2 separate regions of the Homo sapiens genome follow, and region 1 is linked to region 2. A link is a loop called in an ENCODE intact Hi-C map of the cell type or tissue named here. Cell type or tissue: MCF 10A. All regions are shown on one strand.

Region 1 (2,500 bases), 680 kb after region 2:
GATTTGATGAAATAAGGTGTTTCTCCCTGGCTCCAAGTGTAGACTTAGGCGGTGCAGTTGTACACCTAGTGCAGCACCAGGGATTCCAGAAAACCAGATGTAGTTTATTGAAGATGACCCCAGAAACAGAATACATTCTTATGGAATAGAGAATAACATCCACTAATGAATTCTATATTTCAGTGTGGCAATATACTGTTAAGTTATTTTACGTTTGACACCTTTGAGCGAATGTGAGTGGTATTCCCAGTGGGGCACCCTTTCCTCTTGGGAGTGGGGGAAGGGCACTGCAGGGGGAGCTCTTTTTTCACTAACAATGGCGCTCTTGTTGATGGCACCAAATGCTGCAGCAGTTTTAATACCTTAGTTAAAATCTGGTAGTTGTTTTTTCCTTTTGATACAAGAAGAAACTCCTGCTAGAGCTAATGTGAGTCATATACCATAAACATTCAGTGCTCAAATCCCTGTGGGCTTTGAATGCCAAATAACACTGTATACTTACATTTTTAAAAACTGCATCGTAGAATGCTAGAAAACACATGTTAAGCTCTCTAGTATTAAGGAACACTGTGGTATTTTTTTAAAAAAATACGTACTATAAAGTAAACCATTCATAAATTCCAGTGTAATGCCAGTTATGTTAAAATCTTGACTAAGTCATTTAATTCTCATGCATAATCCTGTTTCATTGTTTTAACCCAATAATCAAAAAAGAAAAAAAAAGATTGAGGGAAAATATATTCGAAAGTACGTGCATACACACAAATATTCACATGTGTTTACATAACCACCTACTTAACAGACCTGGCCTCATTAAAAACACTGAGATTTCCAGTAAATCAAAATTGTCTCCAAAATATGTAAGGTTACATGAGACTCATGAAGATGTTAATGTGTATTTCAATCATCCATTAATTCAGAAAAACAATAATTTTGTACCTAAATTCTCAGTTGGCATACCATAATCTCTAGAATAATAAAGTTTCAATTCAATTATAATTAGCAGGTTGCAGATAATTCATTCTAAATGAAAATAACATTAACACTGGGCAACTTGACAGTAAAAATCAGAAGAATATATTTATGGTAATTTTCTTTGGTTAATATATGCAAATTTTGAGAGAAATTCTTTTCTCCCTCTTCAAGCATTAAAGCAAGAGGAGCCTTTTTAGTAGAATCCATTACAAAAAAATAAAATTCATAAAATAAAGCAAGGCCAAAGGGAGGAAGCATTTTACATACCTTACTGTTTGCAAAATCACACAACATCAGCAATAAGTTCAGTATATGTCTATATACTTTGGGAAGTAGTTTTTGCATTGCTCAGCACCCTGTATTGCTCTGTTTCTACAGAGAACACTCTAAGAGAACTTTACTGAGCTAAAATTATTGTGAAACACAAAGCTTATGTATATTCTTCATTGTTTCTGACACCCTAAAAATGAATACTGCCAAAAACGTACTAAGTTCTAAGGACAGATTGGAGCAAACAATCGTTAGCATGCTTCGGACTCAACTCTTAGAAAAACTCTTTGATCACACTGCCCCACTCCGGTCAAAGACAGAAAATTGGGTTAGCCCTTGAAAAGAGTGTTAGTAACATCACATACAAATTCATGTAAAATGCATTTCATTAAAAGACAGTGTTTTCCAAGAGGGCAAAGTATTCAAATATTTTATAATTTACTTTAAAATTTCAAGTAAATGTATCTTTTGCCCCTTAAATTAACAATGTACAAGGAAATGCTATTATTAATACTATTTCCATAAAAATATCTATTACAATTCTTGCAAAAATATAACAAAATATTACATTGATATATAATGCCATTTGCTATATACAAACGTAAATTTTAAAAGACCGGATTATTAAGGTGAACTAACACGAATAGTTTATATTCATATAATATTCATATTTACATTAGTTCAGTGTTTCACATGTGAATGGGAATATAAACTATTCATATTAGTTCAGATGGAAAAATTCAGCATGTGCTGTGAATAAGAAACACAGCACTGTAATTTTTGTAATTATTTTGTTTAAGATAAAAACAGAATATGGTTAAAGTTGCTGAACCTTAGTTGCCAAAACAGCCACAGTGATGTTGAAAAGCAAGTCTAAGAAATTTATAAATTCCTAGCCATAGTAATTGTTTACTCCGAAGTCATTTGTCTGGACATAGTGTTTGAAAATAGTAAAAATAGTAACAAAGTTAACATATTGACCATTTATTGTGTCAGACACTGGTCTAAGCTCTTTACAAGTAATAATTCATTCATACTCATAACAAACTATAATTTAGGCTCTGTTATTATCTCCATATCACAGATAAGTAGGGAAATAGAAAGAATTAGTAACTTGTTCAAGGTCACATGGCATAAGTAAATGGTAGTTTTGGATTCAAATCTAGGCAGTCTGACACCAGCACCATGCCTCTTCCACTATGCTATATATACAGAGGAAATAAAGAACCATTTATCTTCTTCTTCTTCTCAATGT
Region 2 (2,500 bases):
TAGAGACAGGATCTTGCTTTGTTGCCTAGGCTGCTCTTGAACTCTTGGTCTCAAGCTATCCTCCTGCCTTGACCTCCCGAAGTGTTGGTATTATAGGCATGAGCCAATACACCTGGCCCAAATTTAAAGTTTTAAAAGATCAAATAATTTGAATATTGAAAAATAGTTACACAATGGCAGTTTCTCAAATTTGCTATTTGACATTAATATGTCATTCTATTAGGGAGTCTTAAGAAAATGTTAGATATTTAATCACAGAATCCATTTGATGGTTTTCTTGGTTCAGCTTATTACAACAGTATTTCCTATCTCATTTCTATAATAAGAATCTAGGTTGCAATAGGGATCAAAGTATAATGAAGTATAGTCTTTATAGTTATGCTTGTCTAAGATGAATGCTGGTCTTGCTCTGAGTGGACGTTTTTAATGGAACATGTTTAAGTCCTTCAGATGTGCACAAAGACACTTAAAGGTATTCCAGCTGTTCTTTCACAGTGCTGATAAAGCCACGGCTCTCTATTCTGTCTCTAGTTAGACTTAACAAGCATAGTTAAAAACAAGTGTGCTCCTAGTCCAGCCGTCCATCCTGCAGATGGCATGTCACTAGTGATCAGCATTTAGTAAGCCTTTGATTCTGTGACTTGAGAAAGTACATCTTTTATTTTCCAAAATTGGGGAATTCACAGTGATTAGGATGCTAGGCAGTAAAATCATTTTCCATTTTCTTTACTTGATGTCTTGACATCCTGTTTCTGATTAGACCACTTGTTTTTTGTGGCAGTTTCATTGATTGGAGTGCAACATGCGAAGGCCAGTTTTCCAGCGCATACTGTCCATTGGAATTGAACGATTACAATGCCTTTCCAGAAGGTAAGGGCTCTTCAGACAATCCCAACGCCATTATTTTATTCTTAGAAGGTCAAAGCAGGAAGTGTGTGGACTAAGAAGAATCCTTTTAACAGCGAGCAGACTTTGAGAATGAGCTTGCAGTAGACTGCCGAATGGCTTCATGTGGATCCAGTTGTGCACTGATGCCATATATAATTTTATATGACCCTCAAAAAGCCCTCAATTTTGGGTGTCTGGGGGCTTCAAAAATAACCCTAATCCATTTAGTCCTTCCAGTTAGGTAGAACTAGGTCATTTGGATCCATGTAGATGTAACATTGTTGGGTATCCATTGGGAAGCCGGGGCTTTAGCTGCTCGCTCTTCTTTTTAGGCAGTCAAGTCCCATGTGAAATAGAAACATTGGCCTGCTTCCTATTATGTCCTTAACTTCTCTGCCCTTGGGTGGTGCTGCAGAAGGAAGGAAAGAAGCTTGGAGGGGAAATTGTGGAAAATTGCAGATGCTTGGGCTCAAGCATCTGTAATAATAAAAAAATGAGAGCTATGGGATATCCCTGGTCAACTGGAAAATGCTCTATTGTGCACTACTGTTGGATCATGGTTTCTTATACTAGAGCTGCCCTTTCAGGGAAGGGATGTATCATTCTTATCTAGATTTTGATACATGCATTGCTCCATGCTAACCACAAGGGGGTGCTTTGGGAATGTTATGATTGTGAGGGTCTGTGTTCATTATGTTCTTAATGGTATCTAAGGAGTCCTTGGTTTTGGATTGCTGTATCAGCCCAGATGATATATGTGTAGGTCGCTGAGGTTGGCATGACAGGTAATAAAAACATTTTAAAGACTGGCAAGAACCTTGACACTATTTAGATATCTAGTAGTATTTTAATGTATTTTGTGTAATAGAAAGATTCCCATCAAGTGATCAAATAGAGAAAAACAAGCCAGGAGGAAGACCTTCCACATTGAGGGCTTCCCAGGTTGTGTGTCTGATAAAAAGTTTTAATCTTGAGAATGATGTTGCAACGACTCTCCTGGTCCACACGGACCAAGTATTTATGTCTGTAACTTGTCAGTATAGTGAGACCTTGAAAGCTTTTTTGCCTGAGAGTGAGAATTCAGTTCTCAATGAAAATGTTTACCTATGATGATATTCTCCCATTCTTTGTAGAAAACATGAACTATGCCAATGGCTTCCCCTGTCCTGCAGATGTTCAGACAGACTTTATTGATCACAACTCTCAGTCTACCTGGAACACCCCACCCAACATGCCTGCTGCCTGGGGACATGCCAGTTTCATCAGCTCTCCGGTCAGTGTTGCCCATCCTGTGCCGTGAACCCCTGGGCAGCTCTGAATTGTTTCCACTGCTTCCTTAATCCTGGTCTCAGCTAGCTTTAGCGTTGGGTTTGGACCAGCCAAAGCCTGGCTTGCTTCTTTTAGATCACAGAAGCCAGGGCTGGCCACCCTCTGAAGGAAACTGACATGTAATAATTAGATGGGTGGGGTCTTGCAGACATTGACATTCTGGCCACCCCAAATGAAAAACATCCCCAAACACACCAAGCAATGGTCCTTTGTAGATAAAATTGAACATGGGCCAGCCCTCTGTGTGACACAGCTGTCTTTATGTGGACTCACTGATCTTTAC

What was found. Peaks named below come from ENCODE experiments on the same cell type or tissue, not always from the same donor. Only the 100,000 strongest peaks of a DNase experiment are listed, where the experiment ranks them.
Region 1: it touches region 2 in a loop (7-fold over the local background); 2 of 110 quality-filtered maps call a loop at or near these places.

The regions. Positions count from the first base shown.
Region 1 is chr4:154,312,922-154,315,421 of GRCh38, forward strand. The region is part of intron 10 of DCHS2 (dachsous cadherin-related 2); the gene reads right to left. Among named protein-coding and RNA genes, the nearest start is that of DCHS2, 180 kb to the right of the region's middle. In MCF 10A, a CTCF peak has its summit at 1,557; no DNase peak of the experiment used is centred here.
Region 2 is chr4:153,633,411-153,635,910 of GRCh38, forward strand. It overlaps TMEM131L (transmembrane 131 like), which reads left to right. Exons shown (of 35, transcript NM_001131007.2): 33 at 782-870; 34 at 2,022-2,161. Among named protein-coding and RNA genes, the nearest start is that of TLR2, 50 kb to the right of the region's middle. In MCF 10A, a CTCF peak has its summit at 1,562 (motif pointing right); a DNase peak (open chromatin) is centred at 1,541.